Linked DNA regions of Homo sapiens: region 1 is linked to region 2. Evidence: read pairs that join two places in POLR2A ChIA-PET (ENCODE). Cell type or tissue: CD4-positive, alpha-beta T cell. All regions are shown on one strand.

The links. Peaks named below come from ENCODE experiments on the same cell type or tissue, not always from the same donor. Only the 100,000 strongest peaks of a DNase experiment are listed, where the experiment ranks them.
Region 1: POLR2A ChIA-PET joins it to region 2 with 10 read pairs; 7 of 35 experiments call an interaction of 5 or more read pairs at or near these places.

Annotation. Positions count from the first base shown.
Region 1 is chr6:12,016,215-12,024,214 of GRCh38, forward strand. All of the region lies in intron 2 of HIVEP1 (HIVEP zinc finger 1), which reads left to right. Among named protein-coding and RNA genes, the nearest start is that of HIVEP1, 7.9 kb to the left of the region's middle. In CD4-positive, alpha-beta T cell, no CTCF peak of the experiment used is centred here; a DNase peak (open chromatin) is centred at 1,271.
Region 2 is chr6:11,697,239-11,705,238 of GRCh38, forward strand. It overlaps LOC340184 (a long non-coding RNA gene), which reads left to right. Exons shown (of 3, transcript XR_001743973.2): 2 at 2,945-3,025. Among named protein-coding and RNA genes, the nearest start is that of ADTRP, 78 kb to the right of the region's middle. In CD4-positive, alpha-beta T cell, CTCF peaks have their summits at 3,024 and 3,239; DNase peaks (open chromatin) are centred at 3,103 and 4,993.

The DNA.
Region 1 (8,000 bases), 320 kb after region 2:
TTCATGCAAAGACAGAAAAGTGTGTGTTTTCCATCAACCGCGAATACTTTTAATAGTAGAAAAGTAAGTGTATTCTAGCTTATTGTTTAAAAAGATTTGTATTGTTCTCGTGTTATATCAATGGTGAATAGCAATTATCTTTTATATTAAACTTCAGGAGATAAGAATGTAGTAGTGCTAAAAACAAGAACTATTAAAGCAAATAATTCCAAACTGACTATGGTGTTTTATGAAATATTTACCATTACAGAAAAAAAATTCTGAAGCGTATGTAGGGGAGAAGTGACTTAAAAATCAAATAAATTAATTTGAAATGTTTTTTGGTAAAATCAATTTGGCTAGTCACCATAAGGTGATCTTTGAAAATGCAGTCAATTTTATGGCCTCCGTGAATCTGGAAATAGTGCTTGTTTCCTGTCTAGAAATCTCTGTTGCCTCAGGTGGATGCCTCAGCCTAAGTTCAAATTGATGATTGTAGTAACCAGTGTTCAATGAGGTGGAGATTTACATGAGAACAAGTGTGGTGTGTGGAAATCTGATTTTTTATAGTCATATAGAAAACGTTGAAAATTGAATGTGTTTGCCCGTCCCCCTCACTAGAATCTGAACTCCCTAGAGACTCACTCTCATTTGTTACTGTAGGAAAAGCCTCCAGACCCAAGGGTACCAGCTGAGGTGGGCATTTGGAGACATGGGCCCTGCTTTATCTGTCCAGGGAGGGCACCCTGTTCTAGTTTGCACAAGTGCAGCATACAGATGAGCAGCAGCCCTAGCCCAGCACAGTTCCTGGCAGCTAATGGCAGCCCAAATATTTGTTGAAGGAACGAGTGCATGATTGATCTGAAGGTGTTATTTATTAGGCCATAAGTATTAAACATTTTTCATATTTAAAATATATGTTCATAACATTCTAGATAAAATGACTATCCTGAGAAACACAGATTTACAGGCCATAGGCTCTTTTCCTTTCTGTATCAAATAAATGTTCAACTCAGCACATGTTTGTTACTGTGTCTGGAATTGGTGGGTTCTTGGTCTCACTGACTTCAAGAATGAAGCCACAGGCCCTCGCCGTGAGTGTTATAGCTCTTAAAGGTAGCGTGTCCACAGGTTGTTCCTTCTGATGTTCAGATGTGTTTGGAGTTTCTTTCTTCTGGTAGGTTCGTGGTCTCGCTGGTTCAGGAGTGAAGCTGCACACCTTTGCGGTGAGTTTTATAGCTCATAAAGGCAGTACAGACTCAAAGAGCAAGCAGTAGCAAGATTTATTGCAAAGAGCACAACAACAAAGCTTCCACAGTCTGCAAGGGGACCCAAGCAGTTGCAACTGCTGCCTCCGGCAGCCTGCTTTTATTCTCCCGTCTGGCCCCACCCACATCCTGCTGATTGGTCCGTTTTACAGAGAGCCGATTGGTCTGTTTTACAGAGAGCTGATTGGTCCATTTTGACAGGGTGCTGATTGGTGTGTTTACAATCCCTGAGCTAGACACAAAAGTTCTCCAGGTCCCCACTAGATTAGCTAGATACAGAGTGCTGATTGGTGTATTTAAAAACCTTGAGCTAGATAAAGAGTGCTGATTGGTGTATTCACAATCCCTTAGCTAGACATAAAGTTTCTCCAGGTCCCCACTAGACTCAGGAGCCCAGCTGGCTTCACCCAGTGGATCCCGCACTGGGGCCACAGGTGGAGCTGCCTGCGCCTTGTGCCTGCACTACTCAGCCCTTGGGTGGTCGATGGGACTGGGCGCCTAGGAACAGGGGGCAGCGCTCATCGGGGAGGCTGGGGCCGTGCAGGAGCCCATGGCGTGGGGGGTGCTTAGGCATGGCGGGCTGCAGGTCCTGAGCCCTGCCCCACGGGGAAGCAGCTAAAGCCCGGCGAGAAATCGAGCGCAGCACCAGTGGGCCGGCACTGCTGGGGGACCTGGCGCACCCTTCGCGGCTGCTGGCTTGGGTGCTAAGCCCCTCACTGCCCGGGGCCTGCCAAGCCCACGCCAACTGGGAACTCTAGCTGGCCTACAAGCGCCACGCGCGGCCCCCGTTCCTGCCCGCGCTTCTTCCTCCACACCTCCCTGCAAGCTGAGGGAGCCGGCTCTGGCCTGGGCCATCCCAGGAAGGGGATCCCACAGTGCAGCGGCGGGCTGAAGGGCTCCTCAAGCGCGGCCAGAGTGGGCACCAAGGCGGAGGAGGCGCCGAGAGCGAGTGAGGGCTGACAGCACGGTGTCACCTCTCATTACTACCTTCATGTACTTCATGTTCTTATGATAGGGATAAAATGATAAAACACAGGTCTCGAAAGAAGAATGGAGTTGAAGAGCTGATAGGTAAACATGTAACTATGTACTATGGTGAGAAATGAATAGTATGGAGATTCCACAGAGATAGGGAGTCATTATTTTGTCCCCATTGTAGGGGGCGCAGTTTGGGGTGAAGCAGAATGATGATTTAGGGAAGGAAAGTTAACACCTGGATTTGGTTCTTAAGGCTGGGAAGTTATCTGCGAAGCTGACAAGGCAAAGTGAGTGCATTTCATCCTGGGGTAGCAGGTTGTGAAATAACTTGGGGACTCTGAGCAACTTTAAATGGTTCTCTACTTCTAGAGCATAAGAAGTTCTCTTCAGGAGGGATGAGAAGGAGACAGAGAGGCAGGATACTGGAGCAGGAGAATCAGGAGGAATCAGATCAGGAAAGGCCCTCAGATTTAAGCCTACATTTCATATGTAGAGTTAAAAGTTTTAATAAGAAAACTTGCTTCTTTAAGATATTTTTAAAGTTTTCAAAGAGAACTTGGAATAAATTGTGTCTGACTTGTCTGTGAGCGTTTAGGAAGTTGTTTGACTAAGGTAGTTAAGAACTCACAGCCACTAAAGAAAAGATTGGAATAGATTAGCTCTAGTAAGCACACTAAAGCCACCTCAGTGGGACTTCTGATGGGGAAGGGGAAGACTTCAGGGAAGCGGCGGCTTCTGAGCCAGTGTAGCTCACTCAGCAGCGGGGGACGGGAGTGAAGCTCTAGGTCCCCATGGGAAACCCTGAGTAAGCAAAGGGACAGAGGGGTTGGTGCTCGGCGGTGACACCTAGAAACTTCCGCGCTCCTCACAATGTCTGTAAGGACTCGAGCCCTGGGAAGGATGTGGGGGTTAGAGTAAGCAGGTAACCATCAGCTCCTGAGATTAATTTTTGAGCGTATCTTTAATATCTCATTGTGACAGTTTGGAATATCAGGTTTGTTGTGCCCTACCTGTGATCCACTGCTTTGCTTTACTAGAAGACATCTCTAATGCGATGAGATAAGAAATGCGGGGAGAGGAAATTGGGAGACCAGAAGAGGAGTCACAGCCCAGTTTGCCCCTACTGTTTCTGCCGTCAGCTCAGGAGCTTTCAGGAAACCCATCGCCTCTTTTTAGGCTTCCTGGGGGAAATAGTCTGAAATGTTTGTCTTGTGCTTGGTAATCAAGTCCGTATTAAAAGGCAGATACCTGATACTTTCTCAAATTATATTTTTCTTATGCTTCCATGGTAGTTTCACCTCTTAGAATGTAATCTTTCTTTGATTTATTCTTGGTTCTCCTGCTGGGACAGATATATCCCTACGGATGTGCAAAGCCACAGGGTAACATGTATCTTTCAGGAATGTGAATTTTACTTGGGGAAAAATACGTATACTTGTCTGTGTGTGCACACGTATACACATATTAAAGTATTAGGCAAGCATAAAAATGTGCAATACCGGAATCTATCATGGAAGAGTATAGAAAGTTTGCATGGATTTGAAAATTAAGCCTGCATAGACTGCTTTTATAAGGAGATGGAGTATCTACTTCTTTGCTCTTAGAGGTTGTTTACTAGAAAAGGTATAAGAAGAATTGTTAGGTTAAGGGCAGGAAACAAATTGGGGACATAAGTGAGACAGTGTCCGACTTGATGGGTGATCTGTATACTGTGTAGGACTGTGGTTTTGTTGAATTCAGTCTCTTCACCCTTGGCCCAGCGTTAAACCAGATAGAATCAGTTCTCCATGCCTGTTTCCCATCTGCAGGAAACGTGGTGGGTGCCGTTTTGACACCGACCTATCCTTTGTGAGGTTGAAGAATTTTGGAAGAGCATGAGAGCAGCACTTGGTGTTCAGAAGAAAGGCTTAGCATGTTGTCCTGGGTTCCGTGGAGAAGGGTCACTGGACTGCACGGGGTGGCTCTTCCGCATGGTCTTGGTGAGTTGACAGCAGGGCAGCGCTGTGTCTCCCAGCCATCATTCCTTACTCATCGCTGCTCTGTGGAGGGGTTATCTCCACCACCTTCTCAGGCCTTCGCTTGGACCCTTGAGTAACATGGAATGGAGGAGTTGGTGACTTGCAGGGGGTTCCATGCCTCTTCCGTTGTGATAAAGGGCTCTATTCGTGTTTTGCCACTCATTCTTGTGAATGTGTTTCAAAGCTTTGAAAAAAAGGAAAAGAGGTGTTACTTACTTTAGTTGTATTTGGGCCTAGGGTTTCAGAGCTTCATTTCCTTTAAGATTGGAAGTCAGTGTGGAAAATACTAAGTATTAACCTTTTGCAAAACATGTTTTGAAAATTTGGTGTAGCTGTTTTTCATTTTTATTGGTTGAGTTCATTTGGCTCCGAACACTCTGCAAAAAATGAGAACTCTTTTCCTGTCTGAGAACCAGATTTCTTTCTTTCTTTCTTTTTTTTTTTTTTTTTTGAGACGGAGTCTCACTCTGTCACCCAGGCTGGAGTGCAGCGGTGTGATCTTGGCTCACTGCAAGCTCCACCTCCCAGGTTCAAGCCATTCTCCTGCCTCAGCCTCCCAAGTAGCTGGGACTATAGGCGCCTGCCACCACGCACAGCTAATTTTTTTGTATTTTTAGTAGAGACAGGTTTTCACCACGTTGGCCAGGCTGGTCTCAAAACTTCTAACCTCAGGTGATCCAACCGCCTCAAAGTGCTGGGATTACAGGCGTGAGCCACCGCACCCGGCCCAGACTCCTTAAAATGTGAGAAGTAGCACTGAGGAATGTGATCAGATCATGGCCTTGATTGACACATGGGGTCGCTTTCCACGGTTGGCCTTCTTGTTCTCCACGGCATCTTGTGCATAGCCATTTGCCATTTCAGGAGCTCAGCATGCACATCCGGTATTTCTGTGCTTGGTTGTCTTTCTGGAAGTTACTTCTTCTCCTTTTCCATTTCTACTGTTTTCTTACTCTGTATGGGAGATGTCTCTGCTAAAGATTTCACCTCTGAGTTTTTTCCCCCATTTTCTGTTCTCTTGTCAGATATCCTCCTCCCCTCCACAGACATGCCCTGGGTCTCCTTTGCTTGTGTCCACATGTGCCTTCTTGTACTTACAATATTACATCATGATCATTCTTCTCCAGGTCTCTTATCTTAGCGGGATTATAATATGTTAGAAGAGACCATTTTGGTCATCTGTGTGCAACAGAAGAATATTTGGTTGTGTTAACTTTTTGTTTTTGAGACGGAGTTTCACTCTTGTTGTCCAGGCTGGAGTGCAGTAGTGCTGTCTTGGCTCACTGCAACCTCCGCCTCTAGGGTTCAAGCAATTCTCCTGCCTCAGCCTCCGGAGTAGCTGGGATTACAGGCCTGTGCTACCACCCCCGGCTAATTTTGTATTTTTAGTAGAGACTGGGTTTCACCATGTTGGCCAGGCTGGTCTTGAACTCCTAACCTCAAGTGATCCACCCGCCTTGGTCTCCCAAAGTGCTGGGATTACAGGCATGAGCCACTTCACCTGGCCTGGTTGTGTCAACTTTTTAGCAAACTAGAGGGTTGAGATGATTTATACTCAGGGAATTTGTTTACATTTTTGAACCTCGAGTAGGAAATGCTTCTTCCAATATTTGGTAGCTTCTGATTAAAAACTTGTGATAATTTTAATTGCCTGAACAGATAAACCAGGTGGTTATTGTTAACTTTTGTTTTATATGAAATTTTACTTCACATACAGGATTTTTTTTTTTTGAGACGGAGTTTCACTCTGTCACCCAGGCTGGAGTGCAGTGGCACGATCTTGGCTCACTGCAACCTCCACTCTCCAGGTTCAAATGATTTTCCTTCCTCAGCCTCCTGAGTAGCTGGGACTACAGGCTCCTGCCACCGCACCCAGCTAATTTTTTGTATTTTTAGTAGAGATGGGATTTCACCATTTTGGCCAGGCTGGTCTTGAACTCCTGACCTCGTGATCCACCCGCCTCGGCCTCCCAAAGTGCTGGGATTACAGGCATGAGCCACCGTGCCTGGCCCATATACAGGATTTTTATAGCTTATCCATTTGGTACATTTAATTACTATAAAGACAAAGAGTTTGGCCTCATGCAGTCACTGACTTGCTATGTGGTTGGTTTCCTTGTGTGTAAAATGGAGATGATGTGTGAAGATGAGATGATATGGCAAATGTAAGCATTTGCCACAGTGCCTGACACAGGGTACACGCTCAATCCAGAGAGCTACTACTTTCTGTAAAAAACTGGTTTATGTCAGACTCCTTGGTTCCATATGCTTTATAAACACAGGAAACAGGAATATCTACATAAAATCTGTAAATGCATTTTAGGCTTCTCATGTGCTCAATGTTGATTACTGACATGTCCCATTCTTGTTCTGACTATTCAAAGGTTGGGATCTGGGGGAGAGAGGTCAGTGCAGAAAATAATTTGGGAATATTCTTACCAATGTGCTGCTCCCTCCATTTTTCCACTTAAATTCATTTAAGCCTTGCCTCGTTTTTTGACAGTGTTAGATGAGGTTAAACAGAATATTTGTCTTCACTTAGTTCTCAAGAAACAGATTCTGAGGGCTTCTGTTTTATTGTTGAACTCTTTTAAAAAATGTCGGTGTCACAGATCACGCGGGATTGAAGTGAAGTGCTCTCCTTAGGTTCCAAGATGGCAGCCATCTCTCTGTCCCCTCCTCCGCTTCTGTGTGACACAAGAGAAGCCCAGCCGGGGTTTCAGAATTAATCTGATTAAGATGAATGTTTTCATTTGCTATCAATTGTGGGCCTACTCCAGTGGTTATTTTACAAAGTCTACTACCAGGAATAAAATCTTACGTTTACTTGTTATGTAGGGATTATCTTGTTGAGCTGATAAGTGGAGTAGGTTTAATTTTGATGATTTTCAGATGGAATTCCAGCTGTTTAAGCATCGTTTTTCACATTTGAATGTTAGGTCAGCAGTTCCATGCTGACAGCCTTAAGATTTGAGAAATCAAAAATCTTGTAGTGGAAACAACCCCATGGCTTATTTCAAAAACAAAAACAAAAGAAATTCTCTATATTGTAGCTAGAAAGGAAATAAGTAATAATTTAAAAAATAGTTTTTGTTAATATGGGTGAAAAAGTTACTAGGAGCGATCATGTAGATAGCTGACAGTGCTTAGTTTGAGGAGGATAAAAATATGAAAATGGAGTTAACATAGCAAGCCTCCTTTTTTTTTGCAGATAATTATTTTTCGGCTCATGTTGAGAGCTTATTTGATGCTTTCTGAATGCTTATTAACGTTAGCCAAATGCTTCTTTTTAAAAGCAAATACAAAATGTAGTAATATGATTAACCAGAGTAATGATTTTATTTTAGAACATTTTTGTACAAAATATGTTCTGATGAGGTACAATCTTATCTTACCATAGAACGGAAAAATACATAATTTGTGTAAAATCTCCTATCATAGAAAAACATTTTTAAGCTTCACATTTAAAATGGTGATAATTTGAGCAAGTCTGGGCTAAAGTTGATTCTTGTATTATGCAGAAAAATATTTTATGAATAAATTAAGTGCTTTACTTTTTCATGTACATATTTAACTCTTTAAAAACATTTTTGCAGTACTCTTCTGCATATTAATACTATGCTCATTACAGGTGATGCTGTTATACTGTTAACCATTGTTCACTATAGCACAAAAACTTATAACCAAAGAGAGACCTTTCTTCTCAGTGCTCAAGTCATTCTTTGAGAAAGAAGCTCTTTTTGATCATGAGGCTTTA
Region 2 (8,000 bases):
CCCAGCCACGTGGGACTCAGAGTCTATTAAACCTTTTTTTCTTCCCAGTCTCGGGTATGTCTTTATCAACCATGTGAAAACGGACTAATACAGTTTCTCTTCTGGGTTCCTGGAATCTCTTAGATCTTGGTCTGGTAATTCATTATTGTCTTGTCAGTTTCTTGATGCTTTAAAGGATACTAGAAAATTATTGTATTCATTATTTTTAGTTGATTTTAGCAGGAGAGTTGACCAAAGTGGCCTAGCTCTTTATTATTAGAAATGGAAGAAAATAAAATTTGGAATTTGTATGGTCTTTCATCATTTCTAAGTATAAAAGTAATCCCCCAAGTTGATAAGTTTCAGTATGTAAATTTTTTTAAAAAAATCTGCATGGCAAAAAAGAAAATAAAGAAAAAAAAGAAAGAAAATAAATCACAAAGAGGACTAATAGACATTCAACAAGCAAGAAAAAGCATTTAAAATTCTAATCAAGAAACTCAAGCTCAGGAGAAAGAGACCGATTTTCTTTCTTTTTAAAAAGTTTACCATTTTATTTATTTAATTCATTCATTCTTAGAGATGAAGTCTCACTCTGTTGCCCAGGCTGCACTTGACCTCCTGGGCTCAAGTGATCCTCCTGCCTCAGCCTCCCAAGTAGATAGGACTACAGGCACTCATCATTGCACTTGACTTAGCTTTCTTAATATATCAAAAACTCTATATTATTATCAAACTATATCATTATCAACTCTATATTATCAACTTACACTATTTTATCAAGTCTTAAATATTGCCTTAAAACTTAATATCCTAGGGCAACAAATACTTATAATCTCAAAATTCCTGTGGGTCAGGAATCTGGGAGCATATTAACTGAGTGATTCCAGCTCAGGGTCTCTCAGGATGTTGCAGTGGAGACATCAGTCAGGGCTGGGTCTTTCTAAGGCTTACCCGAGGCTGAAGGACCCTGGCTAAGGTCATTCATGAAACTCTCAAAAGAGCCTCTGCTTCTCACCACGTGGTCTTCTTTATCCAGGGCTGCTCAAGACCTGGCTACTGGTGTCCCCCAGAGCAAGTGAGATTGAGAGAGCCACCAAGACAGAAGCTGATTATCTTTTATGCGCTAATCTTGGGAATGGCATACCATCTCTTCTGCCATATTTTATTGGTCACACAGAGCAACTGTGGTACGATGTGGGAGGGGGAGTGTGTCAGGGTGTGGATATCAGGAGATGGAGTCATCTGGGGCCATCTTGGAAGCTGCCTGCCACAAACTCCTACAGTTCAATAAGACAAGCAAAAAACAAACCCCAAGCAGAAAAATGAACAAGAGATATAAGGAGACACGTATAACTAAATCCATGTATAGTAAAGATAAGGACAAAGGTGTATCTTTATGTTAAAATACATCATAAACATCAAAAGATGCTTGACCTCGCTCAAATTAAGAATAATGTAACTTAAAACTGTATTGGGGCACCATTTCTACCCATAAGATTGGTAAAGATAAAACACAAAGTTCTAACTCACGGTATAGTTGAGAATTTGGGGAAACAGAGCCTCATATTTTGTCAGCGAGCGTAGACTTTGGTAAAACCTCTATGAAGAATAATTTGGCAATAACTATCAAAAGTAAAAATATACATATCCTTTGATCCAATAATTTCACTTCTAGGAATTTATTCTAAGTATATTCTGGCACACGTGCAAAAATGATGTCTGCAAGAAGATATTTATTGCAGCATTGACTTGTAATAGTAAAAGATTGGAAACCATCTGAATTTCTATCAATAGAGAATTGATTAAATAAATTATGGTAATATACATACATATAATAGAATTCTATGCATCTCTTGAAAAAGAATGAAGCAGCCCTCTTTACACTGATTTAGGATTTTCTCCAACAGGTACTGAAAGATGTAAAAGCAAGGCACTGAACTGCGTGTCATCATTTGTGAGAAAAATACATACATGCTTGCATGTGAACCGAATATCTCTACAAGTATATCCAAAGGGTTGATACTTGTAGCTGTTTTGTAGAAGGGAACCAGGTGTGTACGGTGTAGGAGTGTGAGGGAGACTTACCTGTTATGCATTTGTTATTGTATATGTTGAATTCTATACTATGTACATGTATCAACCACTCAAAAATAACTTAAAAATACATTTCTAAAAAGCATACCATAAGCCTGGGCAACGTAGGGAGTACCCTGTCTCTACAAAAAATTTAAAAATTAGCCTCTTATGGTGGCACATCCCTGTAGTCCCAGCTACTGAGGAGGCTGAGGCGAGAGGATTGTTTGAGCCCAGGAGGTCGAGGCTGCAGTGAGCTGTGATTGTGCCACTGCATTCCAGTCTGGGTGATAGAGAGAGACCCTGTCTCAATAAAAAATAAAAAATAAAAATAAAAATAAAATAAAATAAAATAAATAAAAGGATATAGTAATGACCTGAAATTTAGGTGCCCTGATCTAAGTTGGCATCAATAGAAATAAAGAGAAGTAGAGCTGGCAGGACATGATGAATCATTGGATTGGACAGTGGGAGAAGGAAGAGTTCAACTTGATGATCCACTTCTTGCTACAGGCACCCGAGTAGATGGAAGATAGGGAACCTAGGAGAATACCTCTGATAAGAAAACTTATGTATTTGATAAAATGATTAAAGTTTATAGAAAAAAATACATTTTTAAAAAGTCAAGGCTGTTCTTTTTTATACTCTACTATAAGCTTCTTGCAACTAGATGTTATATTATAAATTTTCTTATAGCTCTTACAGTACTTAGAATGGTGTCTTACTTGTTATAGATGCCCCATAAATATTTGTTAGATGAGTGTCTGAAAATCAAATTTCTAAAACACTGTTTTATCTTTTCAGAAGGTGGATTAACTATTTGCCTAAATGCAAAGTGTGAGCATCAAAGAGGTTGAAAATGTAATATCTCATTATGTCTTTACTCAAGGGTGAGGAGAAAAGATGAAGAACAGTGGAGAAAAGTGGAGAAAAGATGAAGTTTATGCAGCAAATTGCTAACTGGAACAAGGTATAGAATTTTCAAAACACAAGATAATTAGTTTTACTATCTCTTAAAAAAAAGAAGAGTCCATTTAGCCACCAGAGGGCTCTCATCTTCCCATTTAATAACAGGCCTAGACCCAAACATGAGATAATGTAAACATGCAGTTGAAAACCAGAAGAGAATATATATATATATATATATATATATATATATATGTTCAACTGCATTTTTTCATTTTATATTTTGTATATATAAAATACACACATATATAGGTATTTCCTTTCCTCCCCATGAAATGTATACTACAATTGTAAAAACATCCTGCCAAGCCTTCTTATCACAACATAAGAAGATAGAAATTCATCAAATGTGCTTGAAATACTCTATCTCCAAATATCAAGGAGGGCCTCCTTGTATTTTGTTAATTGCAAAATGAGGCCAGGCGCTGAGGCTTACGCCTATAATTCCAACAATTTGGGAGGCCGAGGAGGGTGGATCACCTGAGGTCAGGAGTTTGAAACCAGCCTGGCCAACATGGCGAAATCCCGTTTCTATTAAAAATACAAAAATTAGCCAGGTGTGGTGGCGAGTGCCTTTAATCCCAGCTACTCGGGAGGCTGAGGCATGAGAATTGCTTGAACCCAGGAGGTAGAGATTGCAGTGAGCCGAGATCACGCCACTGCACTCCAGCCAGGGTGACAGAGCAATAGTCCATCTCAAATAATAATAATAATAATAATAATAATAATAATAATAATAACAATAATAAAACAAAAAAGCAAAATGAATTTGTCTCTAGGGCTCTGTAAGGCCACGACTGCTTAGGAGGCATTCCTATACACCAGTGGGAAGAAGGAGGGCGCTGCAATGGACTGCTTTTCCTTTGTGTAAGCCTCCTGAAATTGGGTTATGTGTTGAAATGTTAATGCTTTGCATAGACTTAGAGGGTTCTAAAATCTAGGATTTCTAGACTCCATGGCATTTACAATATTTCATTGCCTTCCTTTATTTTTATTGTGTTGGGACTTCAAGTTGGGGAATGGGTGCTGGAACATGTGATTTGGGACCCTCTTGTTGATGCTGTGAAGCCATGCGGACAGTAAGGGAGCTTCCCTTCCATGAACGCCTTCTGCATCCTAGTCCTGCCATCAGGTCCCCTTCCATGAACGCCATCTGCATCCTAGTGCTGCCATCAGCTCCCCTTGCATGAACGCCTTCTGCATCCTAGTCCTGTCATCAACTCCCCTTCCGTGAATGCCGTCTGCATCGTAGTGCTGCCATCAGCTCCTCTATACTATGATTTCACACTACCTCTCCCAGGTGTTCAAATTATGACCCATAAGTAGCCTCCACTGGATTAGTAGAGGCTTTTAGTTAAGAGAACAGAGAAAGAAACGGGTATTTATTGGATGCTAACACTGGGCAGAATGTCCTCAGCCTATTATTATTATCAACATCATCATCCTTCTTCTCAGTAGCACTAACACAAAGCAGGTATTGCGTTCCTCCTCTATATATGAGGAAACCTAGCTCTGAAAGGTTGAATGAGTCACCCAAGATGGCAAATGCTGTGGAAATGGGACTAACCGAATTTAGAGTATCTGTAAAGCTTATGTTCTTTCACTCTGACGCTTTAGTATCCCCGCGATGTGAACATATACTTTGGGCTTTCTTTGTCCCTGGGATACCACCAGCTGTCTATGGCATTCAGGGGTCTCTGGGGCCATAGCTTGTAGGTGGAGCTTTGAGGCAGCATGTCCGATGGCTGTGCAATGTCCACTGAGAATGTGGCTTAATGGTGGTTGCAGTAACACGACAGGGGCCCCTCTACATGTGTGGTAGGAAGGGAAGGATAGTGCCTCCTCAACCCTTCATCCTTCACAGGAGGAAGACATGGTGGCCCACAGCTGAGAGAACGCATGCTCAGGGATTTTCCCTGACTGCTCCTTGCCTTAAGCAATGTCATATGAACAGGCTGGTGGCATAGGGTTGGTTGTGAAATCTGTAGCCATGCAGGACAGTGGCCTTCAGTAGCTTGTTCAGGAGGCCACGCCCCAGACCACCATCTGGTAGGCACCACTAGCCATATGAGACCATGTGCCAAATGCAGACCTGTGCAGAGCAGACGGGGAGCCCTGTAGCCTGGCCTCTGAGACAGAGCCTGTGGAACACCAAGTCCCCTCACTGTCATGCGTGGAATAGTCTCCAACATGAATTTTCAAAGAAACACTCATACAGACAGAGTTTTCTTTCTGAAATCTGCTCCATGAATGGCTTCATCCTAGGGAGGAGAGACTGTTGTTTCCTTGATGGGATGATGTGGGATTTGGGGAGACTCTTGAATGAAAAGAGGAGAGTTTGGCAAGCAGAAGCGGAAGGATTATTATAGGCCTATGAGTCACAGACACTGCAGGCAAACGACGCAGAGAGTGGAGGGTGGGAGGATCCAGAGAAAGGAGGTGAGGCCAGGGGAGCCAAGGAAGAGTGTAGCAGTCAGGGATCTCCAGAGAAGCTGGATCAATGGGATGTGTATGTACCTAGAAAGAGATTTATTTTAAGGGCTTGGTTCCCGTGATGATGGAGGCTGGCAAGTCCCAAATTATCAGGGCAGGCCAGCAGGCTGGAGACCCAGGAGAGAGCCAGGCCACAGTTCAAGTCCAAAGGTCATTTGTTGGCACAATTCCCACAAGGTGCCTCCCTGGCTCCAGTAGTCTGGGCTCTTGCTAAGGAAGTGCACTGAGGTCCCAGGGAGACAGGAGACAGCTCCACCAGAAAGCTTTGCAGGGGCATCTGAGCCGTTCCCAGAGCCTGGCTCCACACTCCACCCCAAAGTCACCTCTGCTATTGCACCCAAAGGGACCAGGCAGTTGGTCATGCCATAAAATGTGCTGAGCACTTGCATGGCTGGGCAGTGGCTTTGCAAGGAAGCTTGGAACAAAGGCAGTGGCTCTCTCAGATGATGTTCAAAACAACCTGAAGACCTCAGCTGCTGCCATAGGCAAGGAAAATGGACAAGAATTCCCATACGTCAGGGATCCAGGCAGCCTTCAACCTTGGCTGCACATGGGAATGACCTGGAAGTGCTTTTAAGATTCCCAATGCCCAATCTGCAGCCCAGACCAATTCAGAAGCTCTGGAGGAGACATCTGGGCAAAAGTACTTTTAGAAGGTCCCCAGGCGACTCCGAATCTGCAGGCGAGGCTGAATGGCTCTGCCATATACTCTTAGCAGCAATTTGTATTTCCCCTTTCCCTTTGAGGTCCCCTTCTGTCCATTTACCCACTTGCATGCCTGTTAAGGCTCGGGCTCAGGAAAGAGGGTGTTTCCACCATAACACCCATGCCCCTGAGCCTGCATCCTTCCCACAGTGCCTCAGAAGATTTGAAATGAAAATATTTAATGTTTTGACCTTGAGGAGACAGAAGGAAGGGCTGATGTTCCAGACATTGTGAAGGGAACAGAAGCAGGATTTGGTAGAAGTTGTGTGGTTTAATGGAAAGGGGGTAGGTGTCAGAGCCAGCCAGAATGAGCTCTGTGCTGTCACTGGGTAATTCTTTGTTGGAAAAATCTGTCAACCTTACTGAGCTTCAGTTTCTTTTTCCTTAATATTGAGAGAATGATGCCTGTCTCTCTGAGCATGGTGAGGCCTAGAGATAATGAATTGCAAATGCCTGTCCTGTAGTGGGCACTCAACAGATGGTATAAATTACGGGTGACTCCTTGAACCAGGAAAGACACGTGAGAAGTGTTAAAAGCTGGAATTTAACATCTCAATCCCCTCATTTGTCAAATAGGAATAATGTATTGGGTTGAATATGGTCTCACCCCTTTCACCCCCAATACGCACGTCCACCTAAAACCTCCGAATGTGACCGTATTTGGAAATATGGTCTTTACAGATGTGATTAGTTTAGGATCCTGAAATAAATGATACTAGACTTACAGTAGACTCTAAATCTGTGACTAGCATCCTTATAAGAGAAAGGACAGGGAGATTTGAATACAGATTCCAGATTCTCTGTAAGGTAAGAGGTGCAGAGACACACAGGGAAGAATGCCATGTGGAAACAGGCAGATATTGGAGTGATGTGGCCACAAACCAAGGATTAGTGGGAGCCACCAGGATGAAAGATTCTTCCTCAGAGGCTTCAGAGGAAGCATAGTAATCCTGACACCTTGATTTCAGACTGCTGGCTAGCAGAACTGTGAGAGGATACATTTCTATTTTATTTATTTATTTATTTATTTATTTATTTATTGACACAGTCTAGTTCTGTCACCCAGGCTGGAGTCTAGTGGCACGATCTTGGCTCACTGCAATTTTCAATCCCTACTGCCCAGGTTCAAGCGATTCTCCTGCCTCAGCCTCCCGAGTAGCTGGGATTACAGGCGCCCGCCACCATGCCCAGCTAATTTTTGTAGTTTTAGTAGAGACGGTACAAGGGGTTTCACTGTGTTGTCCAGGCTGGTCTCGAACTCCTGACCTCGTGAGCCACCCACCTTAGCCTCCCAAAGTGCTGGGATTACAGGCAGGAGCCACCATGCCCGGCCACATTTCTATCATTTTTAAGCCACCTGGTTTGTGATACTTGGCTATAGTAGCTCCAGGAAACTAAAACAGATAATAATAGTAACTATACTACTTCTACGTTATTGTAACTAAAATAAATTTATATTGCAAATATAACTAAATTTAGTAATAGTGAAATTTTAGCTAAATGTGAATTGGGATTATTTAGATGCTAGGTAAGCAGTCTAGGGCGATGATTTCTGTGCTAGGAACAAAGGCCACTGGTGCTTGGAGGGCCTTTCAAGTGTGACTGTGTGAGGGATACAGTGAAATGGCAAGAGTTGAGTTTAGGAAGGGACAAGGTGAGATGCAATAAGTCAACACCAAAGAGTGCCCTCTCGGGCACCTCCACTCACCAACCAGGGAAGAGCAGCTGGTTATCCTTTGATCTCTATCTCACAAGCACCTCATGCACAAATAGCTTAGCAT